Regions from separate parts of the Homo sapiens genome. Here region 2 is linked to region 1. A link is an interaction called in ENCODE POLR2A ChIA-PET data of the cell type or tissue named here. Cell type or tissue: OCI-LY7. All regions are shown on one strand. Each heading gives the region's core, and the rest is flanking DNA. Links, peaks and the distances in the headings are about the cores only. Region 1 overlaps TBC1D19 (TBC1 domain family member 19). Region 2 has its middle 7.1 kb from the start of STIM2-AS1.

Region 1 (5,383 bases), core at 333-5,332:
TTGCAGGTTGAGGAAGCTCTATTCTATCCCTAGTTTTCTGAGAGTTTTATCATGAATGGATGTTGAACTTTGTTAAGTACTTTTTTATATCTGTAGATATGTTCATATTATTTTTCCTGCTCATGTTGATATGATGAATAATACTGATTGGCTTTGAATGTTGCACCAATTTTGTATTCCTGAGATAAATTCCACTTGGTTATGATGCATTATTCTTTTTATATATTTCTTGACTCAATTTGCTAACATTTTGCTGAAGATTTTGTAACTGTATTTATGAAAGATACTGGTTTGTGGCCAGGCGCGATGGCTCATGCCTGTAATCCTAGCACTTTGGGAGGCCAAGGTGGGCAGATCGCTTGAGCTCACGAGTTTGAGACCAGCCTGGGCAACATGGCAAAACCCTATCTCCACAAAAAATACAAAAATTAGCCAGTGTGGCAGTGCGCACCTGTAGTCCCAGCTACTTGAGAGGTTGAGGTGGGAGGATGGCTTGAACCTGGGTAGCAGAGGTTGCAGTGAGCAGAGATCGCACCACTGCACTTCAGCCTGGGTGATAGAGCCAGACCTTGTCTCAAAAAAAAAAAAAAAAAGATATTTCTTTGTAGTTTTTTTTTTTCTTGTAACACTTTGTCTGCTTTCGATACCAGTTAATGATGATCTTATAAAATAAGTTGGGAAGTGTTCCTTATTTTCTGGAAGAATTTATGTAGAATTAATATTATTTGCTCCTTAAATATTTGGTAGAGTTCCCAGCAAAGTCACTGGTGCCTAGAGTTTTCTTTATGGACACATTTTTAATTAAAAAAATTCAATTAAAAATATATGCAGGCCATTCAGGTTATCTATTTCTTCTTCTGTAAGCTTTTGTAGTTTTTATGTTTCAAGAAGTTGCCGCACTTAATTTATTTTAACGAATTTACTGGTATAAAATTGTTTATATGATCCCCTTATATTCCTTTTAGTGTCTGTAGGATTTGTAGTGATAGCCCCTCCTTCCTTCCTTATACTGTCATATGTGTTCTTTTTTTTTTTTTTTTTTTGAGGTGAAATCTCGCTTTGTCGCCCAGGCTGGAGTGCAGTGGCATGATCTCGGCTCACTGCAAGCTCCGCCTCCCGGGTTCACGCCATTCTTCTACCTCAGCCTCCTGAGTAGCTGGGACTACAGGCGCCTGCCACCACGCCCAGATGATTTTTTGTATTTTTAGTAGAGACAGGATTTCACCGTGTTAGCCAGGATGGTCTCGATCTCCTGACCTCGTGATCCGCCCGCCTTGGCCTCCTAAAGGGCTGGGATTAAAGGCATAAGCCACCGCACCTGGCCATGTGTTCTTTTTCCCTAATTAATCTGGCTAGAGATTTATCAATTATATCAATACTTTCAAAGAAGTAGCTCTTGGTTTGATTGTTTTTCTGTTTTCAATCGCTCTGATTTTTTTCCTTTATTATTTTTTTCTGCTTGCTTTGGATTTAATTTGCATTTTTAAAGCTATTTAGGTGAAATTTAAATTTTTGATTTGAGACCTTTATTCTCTTCTAATTAAATGCTCTAAATTTCTTTCTATGTACTGGTTTATCTGTGTCTATAAATTAGGATATAGTCTATTGCCATTTTCACCCAATTAAAATTTAAAAAAATTCTCTTGTGATTTTATGGGTTCTAATAACCCATGGGTTATTTATAAATGTGTTGTTTACCACTATCTTTCTCTGATTGATTTCTAGTTTAATTCTCTTATGGTCAAGAATAAAATATGTATGATTTTAGCTGTTTACTTACTTTTATGATCCAGAATATGTTTTATCTTGTTTGTTTCATATGTACTTGAAAAGCATGCTTATTCTGCTGTTTCTGTTCCATAATTGTCAATTAGGTCTAGTAGGCAATTTTGTTTCAGTATTCTATATCCTTACTGAGTGTAGGGGCTTCAGTCAATATAGACAAGGATCAAGCTGGGTTTGGGTTTTGTTATTGTTGTCATTACCTTCAGTATATCACAGGCTTCAGATTCCTTTGAAACTAGAGGTAGTTAGGAGGCTGAGGTGGGCAAATCACTTAAGGCCAGGAGTTTGAGACCAGCCTCGCCAACATGGTGAAACCCTGTCTCTACTAAAAATACAAAAATTAGCCAGGTGTGGTGGTGCATTCCTGTAATCCCAACTACTCGGGAAGCTGAGGCAGGAGAATTGCTTGAACCCGGGAGGTGGAGGTTGCAGCGAGCCAAGATCGTGCCACTGCCCTTCAACCTAGGGGACAGAGCGAGACTCCATCTCAAAAACACAAACAACAACAACAACAACAACAAAACCCAGTAGTAGACTGCTGTTACTTTGTGCTTGGCATAGATCTTAGGGTACTACAGAGTTTTTCTCATTGTTTCTACTACATCCTTGACTTTCTTCTGTCTCCTTGCCTGTTCCTCAGGGGGAGATCTCTCTTTGTGCTCTTGTCCCCAGCAGAAGTCTGTTGTTTGTTATTCAGTCCTGGGCTCACAGTAGGTGCAGGAGTCATCTGTTTTTCTGACTCAGTCCATGTGCTTTATCCTTGGATGTGGAGCTTTCCCAGCTTTGGCATGTTCCATCCCCTTATCCCTTTGGCAGCCCAGTTCTGCCTTGTGTCTGTGGTATTGAGTGAAAGACCCATACCTGCCCTGCCCTAGTGCTAATTTACCTCTGCTTTGTATTGTTGTAGGATCCTGGGCCCAAGAGAGTTTTCTTATTTTCCTATGAGGTTGAGGGTTTTTGTATCTATCCCACCCCCAAAAGCAGTGAATTACTGCCTTGTCTTCAGAATGGGAGGGTTTCTGAACCTTCCCCAGTGTTTTTAGTCCTTTGCTTCAGATGAGAGGAGAGTTTGGCCAAGGTAGCAGTTTTATGCTTGTCCTGCAGTGGCAGCCTATCTCGTTTTGCACACCTGTGCCACCAGAGTGCTCTTTGTAGATTTCTGCTCTCAGTCTTTTGTATGGGCACCTGGCATAGACCTATGGAAAAGACTATGCAAATGTGTGTGAATTCCCCTTGCATTTTGGGTTCCAAAATTATTCCAAACCGACACACTAGCCTACATCTTGTCTATGATAGTTAACATTTTAGTTCATTTCTTACTGTCTTGTATGGTAGCTTCCTTTTCCTCCTGTGCTCTGCCAAAGGTGAAGTAGTTTAGAATCTCATTTGTCCTTGAAGGAGCTTGTTACTACTTGGAATTTAATTCACTTGGTTGTCTTATAGCTTCAGTTTACTGATGGGTTCAGAATGTATGATTTTTGAATATTGTACTGTTTTTCTTATTTGGCTGGGGGTGACATTCTTTTATAGTGGCTTTCTACAGTGGAGCTAACAGAACTCCAAGAATTAGGGTATAAATATTGCTATAATGTCGTGAGAATGATTGGTATGTAATTTTCCTTCCTTGTAACCATCTTTGTCACGTTTTATATCAAGGTTATGCTGGCCTCATAAAATGAGTAGGGAAGTGCTGCCTCCCTTTTAAAATTTTATTTGCCATAAGAGTGTTATGAGATTTGTTATTTTTTAAATGTTTGGAAGAATTCTTCAATGAAGCCTGTGTCTGCAGTTTTCTATTTGAGAATATTTTTAAATTAATAGACTTTAGATTTACAGAAAAATTGATCAGAAAGTAGTTTCCATTTATCCCTCTCCTTTGCACAATTTTCATCTATTATTAACATCTTGCATTAGTGTGGTACATTTGTTTCAGTTGAACTAATATTGATACGTTATTATTAACTAAAGTTCATGGTTTACATTAAGGTTCACTCTTTGTCTTGCAGGTCTGTTTTTTTTTTTTTTTTTTTTTTTTTTTTTTTGTGAGTCAGTGTCTTGCTATGTTTGTCTCGCTAGGCTGGTCTCAAGCTCCTGGGCTCAAGGGATCCTCCTGACTCAGTCTCCTAAGTAGCTGGAATTCCAGGTGTTCACCCATGTACATGGCTACTGTGGGTTTTGACAAATACATGGTGTCCTGTATTTATGTATTCACAATTCCAGTATCATACAGAATAGTTTCAGTATTCTAAAAATCCCCTGTGGCTTACCTGCTCATTCCTCCCTTCCCCCTGAGACTCCGGCAACCACTTTTTACTGTCTCTATAGTTTTGCTTTTAAGAATGTCATATAGTTGGAATTATGTGGTATGTAGTTATTTTACTGGTGTCTTTCACTTAGCAATATTCATTTAATGTTCCTCTCTGTCTTTTTGTGGCTTGATAGCTGATTTTTTTTTCTGTTTAGTAATATTTTATTGTATAGATGTACCACAGTTTGTTTATGCATTCACCTGTTGATAGACATCTTGGTTGCATACAAATTTTAGCACTTATGAATAAAACTGCTATAGGGAGCTGAGATCGCACCACTGTGGAACAGGAATTAAAAAAAATTAAAGAATGTGTAAGCAGAAACTCAGTTATATGTAAGAAACCCAATTCCCCTTGAGAAAGAGAAAGAGCTGGAGTCCTTTAAAAATTAACTGCCTGAACTGAAGGAAACAGAGACACAAAAAAACCCTTCAAAAAATCAATGAATCCAGGAACTGGTTTTTTGAAAAGAACAACAAAATTGATAGACCACTAGCAAGGCTAATAAAGAAGAAAAGAGAGAAGAATCAAATAGACACAATAAAAAATGATAAAGGGGATATCACCACTGATCCCACAGAAATACAAACTACCATCAGAGAATACTATAAACACATCTACGCAAATAAACTAGAAAATCTGGAAGAAATGGATAAATTCCTCGACACATACACTCTCCCAAGACTAAACCAAGAAGAAGTTGAATCTCTGAATAGGCCAATAACAGGCTCTGAAATTGAGGCAATAATAAATAGCTTACCAACCAAAAATAGTCCAGGACCAGACGGATTCACAGCCAGATTCTACCAGAGGTACAAGGAGGAGCTGGTACCATTCCTTCTGAAACTATTCCAATCAATAGAAAAAGAGGGAATCCTCCCTAACTCATTTTATGAGGCCAGCATCATCCTGATACCAAAGCCTGGCAGAGACACAACAAAAAAAGAGAATTTTAGACCAATATCCCTGATGAACATCAATGCAAAAATCCTCAATAAAATACTGGCAAACCGAATCCAGCAGCACATCAAAAAGCTTATCCACCATGATAAGTGGGCTTCATCCCTGGGATGCAAGGCTGGTTCAACATATGCAAATCAATAATTGTAATCCAGCATATAAACAGAATCAATGACAAAAACCACATGATTATCTTAATAGATGCAGAAAAGGCCTTTGACAAAATTCAACAGCCCTTCATGCTAAAAACTCTCAATAAATTAGGTATTGATGGGACATATCTCAAAAATAATAAGAGCTGTTTACGACAAACCCACAGCCAATATCAT
Region 2 (5,383 bases), core at 289-5,288, 260 kb after region 1:
TTATGCAGCCTGTGATGGTTAATTTTAGGTGTTGGCTTGATTGAACTAAGGGACACCTAGATAGCTGGCAAGGCATTGTTTCTGGGCTTGTCTGAGAGGGTGTTTCTGGAGGAGACTGGTATGTGAGTTGGTGGACTGAGTGGGAAAGATCCACCCTCAATGTGAGCAGGCACCATCCAATTGCTTAGGGGCCTGGATGAAACAAAAAGGGAAGGAAAGGGCAAATTCTGTTTCTTTCTCTTCTAGAGCTGGGACACCCTTCTTCTGCTGCCCTTGGACATCACAACTTCAGGTTTCCCAGCCTTTAGACTCTGGGACTGGCACTAGCACCCCTCAATCCAAGTTTGCAGGCCTTTGGCCTCAGATTGAGTTACGCCATTGACTTCTCTTGTTCTGAGGCTTTCAGATGTGGACTGAGCCACACTATCAGCTTTCCTGGGTCTTCAGGTTGCAGAGGGCCTGTCATGGGATTTCGCAGCCTCCATAATGGCATGAGCCAATTCCCCTAATAAATACCCTATCTATCTATCTATCTATCTATCTATCTATCTATCTATCTATCTATCTATCTATCATCTATCCATCCATCCTATTGGTTCTATCTCTGTGGAGAACTCTAATACACAACCCTAGCAAACTAATACAGACATGTAATTCCTTTCTTAATAGCAAGGAGAGTGGACTGATTCCAGGGTTGAACAGTTCCAGAGACTTTTTCTATTACTGTGAAATGATCTCCTTAACACCTCAAACTTCAGGTGGAGGGTGCAAAGGATGTAAACTCAAGCTACTGAATTCCCCTTCATAAACTTACTTTTTGGCTATTAAACTAAACCTTATTTTCTATTTAAATATTTATTTTGTACTACAGTATTTCTATGAGTAGTGATGTCTATAAATGTGTACCTTGCTGTGAGAAGTACGAGTTCTTTTTTTATTTTTTGTTTGAGATGGAGTATCACTCTGTTGCCCAGGCTGGAGTGCAATGGTACGATCTTGGCTTACTGCAACCTCCGCCTCCCAGGTTCAAATGATTCTCCTGCCTCAGCCTCCCAATAGCTGGGACTACAGGCGTGTGCCACCACGCTCAGCTATCAAGTTCTTTTATTTACTTAGTGCATGGAGGATGAGACAGAAAGGGTATGTCTGGGGAAAATGTAAACAATTTAATTGCTTTAAATGTTGTCCATATGCTGGTGACTCCTAAATCTAAATCTCCAGCTTGGGCTTTTCCTCTGAATTCCTGGCCTCTATCCAATTACTTACTGATGTTTCCACCTGGATGCCTATTAGGCATCTCAAAGTGAACGTATGCAAAACTGAGTTTCTACTGTCCTTCTGCCATCACTTGCTCTTCTCACAGTCTTCCACATCTTGGTTGATGGCAACTCCATTCTTCCAGTTGCTTAAGGTAAACATTTCGTTGTTATCCTTGACTTTCTCCTCTCACACGATGTATTCGGTTGGTCTATAAATCCTGTTGAGGCTGGGTGTGGTGGCTCACACCTATAATCCCAGCACTTTGGGAGACCAAGGCGGGAGGATTAGTTGAGCTCAGGAGTTCGAGACCAGCCTAGGCAACATGACACAACTCCTATCTCTACAAAAAAAATACAAAAATTAGCTGGGTGTGGTAGTACATGCCTGTGGTCTCAGCTACTTAGGAGGCTAAGATGGGAGGATCCATTGAGCCCGAGAAGTCAAGGCTGCAGTGAGCTGTGATTGTGCCACTGTACTCCAGCCTGGGTGACAGGGCGAGACCCTGTCTTAAATAAATAAATAAATATCAATCCTGTTGATTCTACCTTCAGAATTTACCAAGAAGTCCACCCCCGCCCCTTTTGTTTTTTGAGATGGAGTCTCACTCTGTCACCCAGGCTGGAGTGCAGTGGTGCGATCTTGGCTCACTGCAACCTCTGCCTCCCGGGTTCACACCATTCTCCTGCCTCAGCCTCCCGAGTAGCTGGGATTACAGGCGCCTGCCACCATGCCCAGCTAATTTTTTGTATTTTTAGTAGAGACGGGGTTTCACCGCGTTAGCCAGGATGGTCTCGATCTCCTGACCTCATGATCCACCTGCTTCGGCCTCCCAAAGTGCTAGGATTACAGGCGTGAGCCACTGCACCCGGCCGGATTCTACCACTTTTAACCATCACTTCTGCCACTATTCTGGCCTAAACTACATCATCTCTTGTCTGGACTGTGCAGCAGCCTCCGCAATGGCGTCCCCGCTCCTACCATGAAGCAACCAGAGCGATCCTGTAAACACATATGTCAGATGCCATGATTCTACTCAAAACCTTTCAGTGTTTCCAAACTCATTCAGAGGAAAAAGCTGTAAGAGCCCTGCATGTTCTGGCCCCTATCACTTTTCTTTCATTATCCACTATTTTCTCTGTCAGATACTCTAGCTAGATCGATCTCACTGGTATTTGTGAACAAACCACATACATCCTTTCCCCAAAACTTTTCTGTGGGCTGAAATCCTCTCTCCCCAGACATCTGTACAATTCTCTCATTTTGTTCAGGTCAAAAGTTATCTCCCCCCTTCCAGCTCCCCACCCACTTAGCACTTATCATTATCTAATATACAACATATTTTACTTTTTCATCTCCCATATTTTCAGCTTCCCAATTAGAATATAAAATTCCATCAAAGCAGACATTTTCTTTTCTTATTGTCACATAGTAGCGGGCCCAATAAATTTGGCTAAATAGCACTACTTTGTCCCAGTTAGAGAAACAACTTTTTTTTTTTGTTTGTTTTTGAGACAGAGTCTCGCTCCGTCGCCCAGGCTGGAGTGCAGTGGTGCGGTCTCGGCTCACTGCAATCTCTGCCTCCCAGGTTCAAGCCGTTCTCCTGGCTCAGCCTCCTCAGTAGCTGGTATTACAGGTGTGCACCACCATGCCTGGCTAATTTTTGTATTTTAGTAGAGATGGAGTTTCACCATGTTGGTCAGGCTGGGCTCGAACTCCTGACCTCATGATCTGTCCAGCTCAGCCTCCCAAAGTGCTGGAATTACAGGCGTGAGCCACCGCGCCTGGCCAAGAAACAACTTTTAAAATCTGATCTTCTTTCTTTCGTATTTACAATAATGCTCTGGGAATGTGCTCATCCGTAATTCAAACATCCACATTTCCAGACTTTCTGTTTTCCTTCGTTTCCATATCAGAAGGCTTGTCCTCAAACTCTCTTTTACTTATTCTTCTTCCTCATTGCAAACACATTCTGAAACACCTTTGTGTAAATATAAACACGTCAAGACAAACGCCTGATTTTACCATCTCCTGGCAGCTACACTATGTGAAATATGAGATCATTTCTTCACTTGACATTAAATTTTGAGGCAAGAACATCTTGAAATAAACTATTTCCTTAAAATGATTTAACTATACCAGAGACTGTGGAACCAGAATTTCATGGTGACAGATATTTTTAAACAATTAACAAAGCATAAATAAATAAAAGAAATACATATCTGTTTGGTGCTATTGTATGGCTGTGAGCTCCTTGGATTCTGGACTAGAAATTATCTTACTAATTTTTGATCTTAGCACCTAATATAGTACCCGACCCTAAAATGCATTCAATATTTGATGTATGAACACAAACGGCTTCTCTTAGTTCACAATGCCTTGGCTCTCCTATGTCTTTGCCATTATCATAAATTTGAACCCAGCTTATGTGCCTCCCTGGATTTACTTGGTAATAGTTTTATGTTGAATGCTACTATTACTATCCAGGAACTTTACACCATAACAGCATCCTTACAGGTTGCAGAAGGGATGTTTCAATCTTCCTTGGAGCGTGACTTGTTGAGCTCTGTGGCTGCCTTGGTGGTAGGGGCCAAGATGTGATGTTCCCCTTGCTCCAGGTCTCTCATGCTGCTTTAGGGCACAACTTTAATAATGCCTGGTTAATGCCTTGAATCTCCAGCCTTTTTTTTTTTTTTTTTTTTCCTCTGGGGCTTCCCTTTTGTTACAGAGGTGGTAGACGCTCCTGGGATACTGCAGGCTGCAGGTGGACAGTGGCACCCATTCACTTGCTGGCTTAGCTCATGCATGGATAATGCCACTGCTGTTCAGGGATCTGGCTTCTCTGGCAGCTGCCTGGAGCGGCAGGTGGCATGACTGAAAAGTGCGGGCGAGTTTGCATCTCCTGCAGAAACCTTTGACTGATGGGAGCCAAAAGTTCCATTTTTCTCCCTTCTTCTCGCACTGTTCCAAAACAGAGTGGTCTCCACTATGGAGGCATCGTGAGAGACTGAGCAGCCAGCTCAGTGGTGCATCACCTGGATATTTTTCTGCCTCCTTCTGTGCGTGGCTCATGTCTCCCTTCCCCTTACTTCTGCTTCACTGGGGTTGAAGGAATTGTTGAAGGAAATCCTACTCTCTAAGGAACTGTTATATGGGCCTTTGCATCGGGTCCTATTTTCTAGAGAACTTTTGACTGTCACTTTAGGCATATGGCCCTGTAAAGACTTCTGTGTACGTACCTTTGTTGTATGTGCTCTTGTAGATTGTTCGTGTATTCTTTTTTTCTACTTTCCTTTTTTGCACAATTCAACTCAAAACGAGCTCTTGTTTTTCATACCTTAAGGGTTTAAATAATAATAGCTAACTATGCACCAGGCAGCTTTACAATCATTTTTACTTTACAACAACCCTCTATCTAGGTATTAGCATAAGGACCTGGTTTTACTGGAACAAAAATACCGGAGTTCCTCACCTTACGAAGGGTTTTCGTTTCAGATGGGTGTACTTGGGTGTACTTATGGCCATTTTTTTTATACATTCAAACTTAAGGAGTTGAAATTTCCAGTCCCTGGATGGATTTTCCACAAAGAAGAGGGAGGTGGGCAGCCCTTTGAAGCTTTTAAACAGGCCCACTTTTCTTCTCCTTGCTGATATATGTTTCTGTGGCATCTTTTTCTAAAGTAGGTGTTTTGTATACTTTAAGATTGAAAGTAGGTAATTCCTTTTTAGATAATCTCTTCAAGTGCTGTAGGGAACCCCTTGGCAGCTTCCTGCCTCATAATTCACAGACATTATGAATGTTTTTAAAATTAATTTTTAATTGACAAATATTGTGTATATTTATGGAGTACAATGTTTTGAGCTATATGTACATTGTAGAACAATTCAACTGAGCTAACATATCTATTATCTCACTGACTTAACCTTTTTTGTAGTGACAATGTTAAAAATCTATCTTTTTAGCAATTTTGAAATAGACATTAACTGTGGTTATTGTGAAGTACAATAGATCACTCAAACATATTCCTCCAGTCTAACAGTAACCTTATACCCTTTGGTCAGCATCTTCCCTTTCCCCATCCCTCGCCCCATTCACACTTACCAGCCTCTGGTAATCACCTTTATA

The links. ChIA-PET counts read pairs that join two places held together with the same protein. Peaks named below come from ENCODE experiments on the same cell type or tissue, not always from the same donor. Only the 100,000 strongest peaks of a DNase experiment are listed, where the experiment ranks them.
Region 2: POLR2A ChIA-PET joins it to region 1 with 5 read pairs; 12 of 35 experiments call an interaction of 5 or more read pairs at or near these places.

The regions. Positions count from the first base shown.
Region 1 is chr4:26,587,001-26,592,383 of GRCh38, forward strand. All of the region lies in intron 1 of TBC1D19 (TBC1 domain family member 19), which reads left to right. Among named protein-coding and RNA genes, the nearest start is that of TBC1D19, 5.6 kb to the left of the region's middle. In OCI-LY7, for the core only: a CTCF peak has its summit at 2,889; a DNase peak (open chromatin) is centred at 2,911; H3K27ac peaks cover 537 bases.
Region 2 is chr4:26,850,788-26,856,170 of GRCh38, forward strand. It overlaps a transcript of TBC1D19 not described here. Among named protein-coding and RNA genes, the nearest start is that of STIM2-AS1, 7.1 kb to the right of the region's middle. In OCI-LY7, for the core only: no CTCF peak of the experiment used is centred there; no DNase peak of the experiment used is centred there.